2 separate regions of the Mus musculus genome follow, and region 2 is linked to region 1. A link is a contact called in ENCODE Hi-C or POLR2A ChIA-PET data. All regions are on one chromosome and are shown on one strand. The core of a region is the stretch at or near the end of the contact, and the rest is flanking DNA. Distances in the headings are between cores, read along the strand shown.

Region 1 (4,940 bases), core at 704-3,203:
CAGGGCTCTGCCACCCAGGTCTGGGGAGAGCATCAGGTATATGACTGTAGCCTTGACTTTAACACAATCAACAAAATGCATTGCTCAAAAAAATATGTGCCACAACTTGTACAAAAGGAACTTGAAATGCCGTTGCTCCCATTTTCTGGCTGGCTGACTTAGGACTTTCAGAGCTTCATGGTCCTCAACATTCTTTTGAGTCCTGATAGCTGAAAAGGCCATGAGATGTCCAGGAGACCCAATAACCCTGGGACCTGGTGATCTCCTGCTTAGGTGTGGGTACAGGTTAGTTAGAAAAGGGGGGATGTCCAGCTCAGAAAAGCAGTGTGCATCCATTATGTATTGAGTCTCTCTCTCTCTCTCTCTCTCTCTCTCTCTCTCCTGTGTGTTGAGGAAAAGGGAATCACAATGATACTTTCAGGTTCGTCCCCTGTGACATTATGGATGGTCCCTGGTGTGCCCCCAGGGTTTTTAAAATTTTATTTATTTTTATTAGATATTTTCTTTATTTACATTTCAAATGTTATCCCCCTTCCTAGTTTCCCCTCCAAAAAAAACCCCTATTCCCCCCCCCGCCCCCCCTGCTCAATAATCCACCCACTCCTGCTTCCCAGCCCTAGCATTCCCCTATACTGGGGCATATAACCTTCACAGGACCAAGGGCCTCTCCTCCCATTGATGACTGTCTAGGCCATCCTCTGCTACATATGCAGCTGGAGCCATGAGTCCCACCATATTGGTTGGTGGTTTAGTCCCAGGGAGCTCTGGGAATACTGTTTAGTTCATATTGTTGTTCCTCTTATGGGGCTGTAAACCCCTTCAGCTCCTTGGGTACTTTCTCTAGCTCCTTCATTGGGGACCCTGTGCTCTGTTCAACAGATGGCCGTGAGCATCCATTTTTGTGTTTGTCAGGCACTGTCAGAGCCTCTCAGGAGACAGCTATATCAGGCTCCTGTCAGCAAGCTCTTGTTGGCATCCACAATAGTGTCTGGTTTTGATGGTTGTTTATGGGACTCCCCCCAGGTTTTAATGGGCATAAAGTTCTCTGAAATGTAAGCATAACTTTTCTATGCTTCTATTTTATTTCACTGATAACACGGATTTCAACCTCAAGTACACTTTAGCCTCCCAGGAGACCTCCTACAATGCTGGTGTGCAAGCATCTCCCTACAGTGGCTAAGTGTGACTCTGGACACGGAACCCGACATCGGTATGCTTCAGAGGTCCTGCAGGCGATGAACTTCGGCCAGGACTGTGCTTCACAGTATTTGTGAGGATCAAGACATTTTACCGGGAATTAAAGAAAATCTCCCTAACCTTGGACTCTAGGGGGTTTAGTACTTAGTTCTGTCGTCCTGATACCTTTGACCTTGAGCAGGTTTCTGGGTCTTTTCAATCCTGATTCTATTCCTTGGTAAAGTGAAAGTAATTATGACTTCCCACCTGCTGCTGGCCCATGGTTGTAAAATCTATGTGCAAAAGGGCTTTGTAAATCTCCAAAGGCTATACGAATGCCAGAAAGAAATTGTTAGAATTATATGTGCCAGTCTCTCGTAGCGACCCCAAAATGGGCACATTCTTACAGGAACGTTGTGTTGAAAACAAAGCCAAGGGCACGGTTCAAAATTTGCTAAAGCTAAACCAATGCTTGTGAATCCAGGATTGGACACGAGATGGCGCAAGCTTCACGGCACAGTCACTAGGTGGCGGGGAAGGGGGGGGTGCGGTGCCGCTGCGGGGCTGATGATTTTCGATCTGCTTATGGTTAAATGCAATTATTTATGGAAAGAATCATCTAACTATCAAGATTTGAGGCCGTGCACCCTTCTATCCGTGCACAGTCGGTTGGCAGAGTCCATCTTTTCTGAGCCCCTTCTTTTCGTTCTTTCTTTGAATATTTTTAGTTATTGTAATCAAAATCCTCTTTGGCCTGGCGCGCTCAGATTTACGAGCAGCATCAAAAAGCTTTGTGTCTGGCAGTGAACCAGGAAGGAGGCCTCTTTGGCTCCTCTGCAGACTTAATTAGCTCCGGAGCTCTTCTTTCTGTCATCCCAGGCTCCGCCGACCTCCTTTGGGTTTTCTGGGGTGGGGGTGGGGTGGGGAGGTGGTGTCACATTTCCTGCCTTTCTCCACCCCTCGGTGGGCCCACTCTTTGCAAGTCACTTTAGGGAGATGTAGATGTCAGGGAGGGTAATTGTAAAAACTGGCCGTCAATTAAGGAAGCAGAGACTTCTAACCGAAGGAAACCAAACCACGACATTGCAGCTTAGATTTTCTTGTAAGGCTTACACTGAGTTTTCTTTCTTTCTATGGGGCTTAAGAAAAGCACATCTGACATGTGAACATTTATACCGTATGACTCAACCAGTGCCAGTACATGCAAACATTTCAGAGCAGTATGGTCCAAGTGAGTCAATAATGCGTTGAGCTGGCCCTCGTTCTCACAGGCAGAAAAAGCCAGGGCTTTTCAGTGACTCCTGTCTTGTTAGTGCTACTCTCAGTCCTAGAGAACAGGAATAAGGTGACAGGGACTCCACACATTTTACCATCCCCCGACACCCTGGATCCCCAGCTGCCCAATATTTAGGCTGATCGAAAGTGAAGGGTGGGCTTTGTTGATAAGGTCTTAAAAATGCAAGAAACACCCCTGGACAAACTCCACTGTTAGCTAGTGGAGTGACTGACATCATCGTGGCCACTTGAGTGGAAGTGCTTGAGTGGTCACATGATCCAGTGAAGCACGACAGGTATATGGTCTGAGTGAAGGTGGTCTGTACAGTGTTGGTTTCTAGAACAAGGTCCCAACTGTGACACTCTGCCTAGGTCCCCTGGTCTGTGTTTTGTTTTCCCCAGCTGTGTGCCCTCCCTATTCCCGGATAATTACTCATTTCTTGCCCCTCTTCTTCAACACAACGCCTTTCAACCTCTTTCCTTCCTTGTAGAACCTCCCTTTTCACCTCTAAGGAATCCTTGTTTGCTAGAGGCCTCCGAGTCCTCTTGTCCTTGCAGATTGTGATGCTTGTTAGACTCAGTCCTAAGTCAAACACACTGTCTCTGGGGTTTGTCGCCAATCTTTTGAGCAGGGCAGACATGAGAGCTGCTGAAAGTGAAATCAGATCATAGCATGAGGTGCTTGAGTGAACGTCACCTGCATGGAACAGATGTTTCCAGTCAAGGAAGGCCTGCTTTCTTTTTGTGTCACGGCGGGGAGGAGCCTTGGCTGCCTGGCTTCCACATCTTTATACATTCTGTCCCCTCTGCTAGGGGTCCTCTTCCCTCCACGGCTTTTAAAAATACTTCTCCCAATATTTCCTTTTACAGGGTAACTGGTTTATGTCTTCATCCTGGAAGAACGTAACCTCCGAAGTTATTTGTTAGCAATTGGCAAACATCATTCAAGTCATGAACGACATCTGGTGAATTGGTACAGAAGTCGCTCCCCAACTTGTCTGCACTTCCTCGTGCCTAGCGTTTATTTCTCGGTGCCCGTGCCTTCTGCCTGGCCAGCTGATGTGCTTTGACCATCAGGACAAGATACAAGCAGGGTGTGGAAAAAAGACAGACATTATATGTTCTTATCGTCACTTGCTGAACTTGGAAACCAACAATTATCATGTCAGAAGCCTGGATCAGTCTGCTGGATGACCAGAAACACAGGAGCCAACTGTCCCTCTTGCTCTGGTCTGCAGCTGGCCAGTCAGCAGGCACAGCGCAAGAGCACGGGGCTGTCATGTGTCCTGCTACACAGAGCCCAGCCGACAGGGGTCAGGCCATGGCACACCAGAGCCTGACAACACGCAGAATCATGAACTCAGGAAACAGCTCTTGTTTTAAGCTGTTTTGTTCTGGGGCGGCTTGTCAGACAAAGGAAGCTGACAGGACTGAATCATTAGACAGAAAAGTATTGAAACCATGAGTGCATTGAAACTATGGAAAATTGCTTTTCCCTAGGTAGCATTAACTGTCAACTTGACACAGCCTACAGCATCAGTTTTCAACCTGTAGGTTGTGACTCCTATGGGGGTTGAATGACCCTTCCACAGGGGTCACCTATAACCATCAGCAAACACAGATATTTATATGACGATTCACAACAGTAGCAAAATTACAGTTGTGAAATAGCAACAAAAATAATTTTATGGTTGAAGGTCATCATAGCCTGAGGAACAGTGTTAAAGGGTTGAAGACTTAGGAAGGTTGAGAACCACTGGTCTAGAGTCACCCAGCAAGACAGTCTCAAGTGATGGAGTTCCCAGATCTGTTTGGCCTGTGGGAGAGTGTCTTGATGGTTAATTGCTGTAGCAGGGATCCAGCCCTCTGAGGGTGGCCTGTTCTCTGGGCATTTGAGTCTTGGCTGTATAAAATAGCTAAGTACAAGTCTCCAAGTCTTCCAGTCACGAAGCAACACTCCTCCATGTTTTCCACTTCCAGTTCCTGCTTGAGGTCTGACTTCCCTCCATGATGGACTGTGACCTGGAAGCTGAAATAAGCACCCTACCCCAGTGTTGCTTTTTGTCGCATGAGCATCATGTCACTGCAACAGAGAGGGAATTAGAAACATGACTTGTTATAAAAATCAATGGGGAAAGGAATGCATACATGTCACTGCGAGATTAAGTAAAAAACTGACTAATATGCAATAAACGGCATCACCAGCCAACATAGTGAGACTCTGCATCAAAAAACAAAGACAAATGAAAAGTAAGCTGTTTCGGTAAATATTAAAAAAGAGAATCAGCCCATTCCTGCGCTAGTGCTGGCATTAGTGGACCAGAGGGCTCCAGCTGGGCGATCTCAGCTCGGAGGTCTGTCTGTCTGCCAACTCTCCAGCAGGGCCAGATTCTCTGAGTTCCCTTGCAGATCGCTGCCACCAGCCCCTCTCTCTGCCGCCAGTTTCTCTCAGCCCGCCAACTCAACACCCTTGAACCTTAAAAGTAACC
Region 2 (5,020 bases), core at 93-2,592, 40 kb before region 1:
AGCAGTTTCAGGCCATGGTTCTACTGCACCAACATTCAAACCAGGCTAGAACTCAGCTCTGCATTCCTGGTGTTCTCACTCACTGCTCTCTATACAGTGAACACTGTCCCCAAACCCAAGAATGAGTTTCTCAGTGATACTGTGCAGTCTGCCTCCAAGACGGTCTATTGTTGTCTGAGAACAAAAGTCACAGATGGATATAACCGGCACACATCCTTGTTACGGCTGTCATAAAGGTTAGCATAATGTATGTCAAATGACTAGCATGTTGTAAGTCCTTAGCAAAGACAGGAGCTCTTACTGTCATGCCCGGTGTAGTCATGGGAAGTGGGAGTCGCTGGTATAAGCTCTCTCTGCAGAAAGACTTTCGTGTCTACAGAAAGTTCAGAATTCACATCTCCATCAGTTATATGATCAGAGTGATTTCCCCCTCCGATGCGAAAAATTAGGGACATGAGCTCACAGAGGTATTAATTTCTGGGTTTTAGACAAGAGTCCCAGGATCAGAGTGTAGTCGTGTCAAATGGAGGAACGTTTTGCAAGTAGCTCATACTCACCACCCACAACTCTGCATCTGGATCGTTTACCTAGAATGTCAAAACGTCAAGGTGTTAGCTCACATTAGATCCATGTATCCTCTGTCTGGTCTGGCCTTGTGTTTACTATTCATTGCGAAGAACTAGGCGCTACAATGGGCTCAGGGTACATAACACCATGAGCTAGTTTAGCAGTCTGCACATCCCGATGGCAGCAGGGACTCTCCTCTCGGTTGAACACAACAGGTAGATCTAACCACCCAGCCATGCATCTTTTGAAAATAACTGCTTGGGATTTCCTAAGAACTATTATAGTGTATATGAAAATCCTAGGTCCCAAGATACGAGGGCAGTCACCCTGAGGATGATCAGGAAGAGGTCTAGGAAGGGTAAGGATGCTGTCTATTCTATTTCCACTTTCCTCCCAGGCGCTAAAACCCATCTCACTGAGGCTGAAGATTCGAAAAGGTGTCAGAGCTGCGGTTCTGGGCCCCTTTCTAAGTGACCGGCTGCACAAACTTGCACGCGGGGCCGCTAGGTCAAGCTCTGAGTGCGTTGCCTAACTACACATATTCATCCATGTTCTTTCTGCTTGAAAGGACTCTGTGGGTCCCAATTCGGCTCCACCCTGAGAACTGGTCGCCCAGGCTTCGCGGTCCCTCTGCCAGCCCTCCTCAGCCCGCCTGACCTGCACCACAGCGGCCAGGGCGAAGAAAGCTGCCATGAGTGCGTTGCAGGCCCGCCACAAGCCGGGAGCCCAAGTAGCCACTGCTGGCGCCATGACCTGGAAGCCGGAGGAGCAGGACAGGCCCCAGAGGGGCGTGGCCAGAGGGCGAGGCTGGGCTAGCGGGGCGGTACCCAGGAGGGGCGGGGCGTAGTAGGTGGGGGAGGGACAAGGGGCAGGGCTCAGACAGCGGGAGCGGGGATACAAGGGCGAGGCGAGCCCTTCTTCCCTCCCCGCCCTCCTCAGGTCTAGAACGGTCTTGCGGCGCTCTCTAGTGGATAAAGTGTATCATTGGCATGTGCCTTTCTTTTCCCTTATTCTTTCTCTCATTAAAAAAGCAAATGAAGCCGGGCGTGGTGGCGCACGCCTTTAATCCCAGCACTCGGGAGGTAGAGGCAGGCCTGGTCTACAAAGTGAGTTCCAGGACAGCCAGGGCTACACAGAGAAACCCTGTCTCGAAAAAACAAAACAAAACAAACAAACAAACAAACAAACAAAGCAAATGAAAGAAACAAAACAAACACAACAGAACAAACCAGAAACGCAAATGAAGAAGAGAAAGGAAAAGAAAAAGGACGCGCTAGCGCGCGTGTTCTGGTTAGGTTTTGTTTTTGTTTTTGTTTTTCCGTTTTCTGTGAAAGGGTCCAGTGGCTGTCCTGGAACTCACTATATAAAACACACTAACTTCAAACTCACAGTCTGGTCTCATTTACACATTCATAGTCCTAAATAGTGCTGGAATTAGTATTTAAGTGCTTCTTTTTAAAGCTCCCGTGCTTCCAGAGGGAGGAAAACATTGCGACATTTCTGAAGTGAGTTCCAGAGGCAGCTCCCTTTACCTTCACGTGCTCTCATCATATAAGATATTTATTTATGTATTATACATATTTATATTTCTAACCCATCTGCAAAACCAACGTTTCCAACACTCATTTGCTATGCATTTCTTAGAAAGGGAAGACTTGGAAGTATTGGCAGCTCTCTGCTCACTTATTTCAGCCAGTTTCCTGTTGTGTAAGCTACGGAGTAGCTCTTCTTTGGGCTCATTTACACATGCATAGACCGAATCATTGTTATTCTAAATAGTCTTTGTCACCTCAAATCCTGCATTTTGGGTGCCTGACTGTTCTGCTTTCCTTTTAACTAAAAGAAGAAAAAGATCAACTTCTCAGAAGTGTTTTCCATTCAAGGGCAGCCTTTAGAGCAGCACTTCTCAACTTGTGGGTCGCGACCCCTTCGAGGGGGCCAAAGGACCCTTTCATAGAGTTCCCCTAAGACCACCAGAAAGCAGATTTGCATTATGATTTATAACAGTAGCAAGATTACAATTATGAATAGCAACAAAAATAATTTTATGGTTGAGGGCCACCTTTGTTGTGATCATAAAAAAAGAAAGAGCTATAAGAATATGTTCTGGCAGGGTGTGGGGAAGGAGATGTCTCCGTGGGTCCATGCCAAGGTATCCCTTCCCTCTGAGGGACCAGCCACACAACAGTATAGTATGGAATAGTTTATTTAGGGCGCAAGGAGGGGAGTAAAGAGGGCAGTAGAGGCAGGGAAAGGCAAAGAGAGAGAGGGTAGAGAAGTAGAGGTCGGCCATGACCACGTGGAGAGAAAGGAAGTGAATGGGGAGAAAGAGGGAGCAAGGGGCAAGAAGCAAGAGGCAAGAGAGTAAGAGAGTAAGAGAGAGAAGAGGGGCCAAGCAGCCCCTTTTATAGTGGGCCAGGCCTACCTGGCTGTTGCCAGGTAACTGTGGGGGTGGAGTCCAGACAGAATACCAACAACCATAACATGAGAAACTGTATTAAAGGGTCACAGCATTCAGAAGGTTGAGAATCTCTGGTTTAAACTGAAGGAACTCCTTGTTTGGGGAATATCATCTGCTGGGTGCCTGGCATAGCACAAGAATGGAATTCCTTCCTCAGAAAAGGGAACACCGGGGTGGGGGTGGGGGTGGGGAGCTGGAGAGATGGCTCAGCAGTTAAGGGCACTGATTGCTCTTCCAGAGGTCCTGAGTTCAATTCCTAGCAACCACATGGTGGCTCACAACCATCTGTAATGGGATCTGATGCCCTCTCCTGGTGTGTCTGAAGACAGCGACAGTGTACTCATAGAAATAAAAACTCTTAAAAAGGAGAGAGAGAGAGAGAGAGAAAGGGAGCTTGGGGGTCTTGGAGAAGCAGGCACCAACTACTTTTACTAATATTGGGTGTGGCTCCTCTTCCGGTCTCCCTCACTAATCAGCCTCGAATGCGGATAAGGCAAGGTCACCTTCAGTGCTTCGCCTCTGCGTGGAAAGAAAGAAGCTAAAGTGGAGAGCGCTGTGGGCGGGATTACCTACCCACCCACTCCCTGCCCCCACCCCTGTAGCCCCATTTTTTTGGAGCCTTTAAAGAGGTGGTTAAGTTAAAATGAGGTCATGGGCTGGTAAGATGTAAAGCAATTGCAACACAAAGCTACCTACCTCAGTTTGATCCGTGTGAAAAGACAGGAGGAATCTGGCCACTCCCACCCACCCCCACACATCCTTGATGTGCCCTCAAACACACACACACACGTGTACACACACACACACACTCACACTGATGATGATAATAATAATAATAATAATTAACAATATTAATAGTGAAAGAACATTTTTTATTTATGCAGACAGCATTCTGCCTGCATGCCAGAAGAGGGCGCCAGATATCATTATAGTTGGTTGTGCGCCACCATGTGGTTGCTGGATTTGAACTCAGGACTTCTAGAAGAGCAGTCAGTGCTCTTAACCTCTGAGCCGTCTCTCCAGCTAAAAAGAACATTTTTTTTTTTAAACGAGGCCACAAGGATGAACTCTATTCCAATAGACTGGTGTCCCTGTGGGAAGAGGTACCCAGGACACAGAGGGAGAGAAAGGACTCTGTGAGGCCACAGGAGAAGGCTCCATCTACAAGCAGAGGAGAGAGGACCAGAAGAAACTGCCATTGCTAGAAGAACAGAATATAGAGAGGATGGTTGGGGGAGTCTACACTGAATCACACGGGCTTCTCCTGAAGTATCTAAAACCAGTGAAGGGCAAGATAGTCTAGCAAGCCGGGCGTGCCCCTGCAAAGCCTGCCTGGACTCTGATTTGGAGTGTTTGCAAAATTTAGCTCCCATTGTGAACACTTGAAGGCAAATTAAAATTGATGGCCAATGAAAGGCATCTGACCTAAAGAATGCTCCTCAGATGTCCCCACATGTCACTGGAAAGAGAAGAGATTTTACTGCCCCATCCTCCCTGGTCCCTGGATGGACAGCGTATGTCTAACCATCTTACGCTGGTTATGGGTATGAAGCACATTGGACCATTTTCTTCATCCATTTACTAAATATACAGGACTTCCCACGTGTCTGGCACTGAGCTGATTGTCGGAGTCTGAGAACTAAACACAATTAGAGAAATAAGCGGGTGATCTCAGTGGGCAGGATAGCGGGGACGGCCCAGAGACGGCCTCTGTGGAAATGTGCACAGTCAGGACTCTGACCTTTCCCAAGGGTCCTTAGAATTTTCCTGACTAAAATGTGAATGAGTGCAAGTGGGGAAGTCTACATGGAGCCATGCTCAAGGCAGAAAAGAGCATGCGTGAGGAGGACCTGGTCCCCAAGGCCACCAGGCCACCTGTAGTGGTGACGAATATAGTGAGAACAGTTGTTGGAAGGTAGGAAAACAGGAGTAAGTGTGGCTGAAGTTGGGCTTTTCCGAGGGCACGGAGAAGCCTCCTAGAGGGTTTTGAGA

The links. Hi-C counts contacts between places; a loop is a spot of excess contacts on that map. ChIA-PET counts read pairs that join two places held with the same protein, here RNA polymerase II (POLR2A).
Region 2: a loop to region 1 is called in a map of heart, with 3 times the contacts of the local background. The contact joins the promoter of Tmem220 here to the enhancer-like site in region 1. A Hi-C loop is called at or near these places in 10 of 37 maps with a recorded cell type or tissue (adrenal gland, heart, left cerebral cortex and 2 more). POLR2A ChIA-PET finds 5 or more read pairs at or near these places in 4 of 5 experiments (all embryonic stem cell).

The regions. Positions count from the first base shown.
Region 1 is chr11:66,981,782-66,986,721 of GRCm38, reverse strand. No RefSeq gene overlaps it. Among named protein-coding and RNA genes, the nearest start is that of Gm12299, 18 kb to the left of the region's middle. Within about 2 kb of position 1,953, at least 2 of the 3 ENCODE cell types and tissues checked have a DNase peak (open chromatin) inside an H3K27ac peak, as active enhancers do; they include heart and left cerebral cortex, where a contact is called at or near this core.
Region 2 is chr11:67,021,476-67,026,495 of GRCm38, reverse strand. It overlaps Tmem220 (transmembrane protein 220), which reads right to left and starts at 1,342. Exons shown (of 6, transcript NM_001291042.1): 1 at 1,225-1,342; 2 at 558-587. The coding sequence starts at 1,317.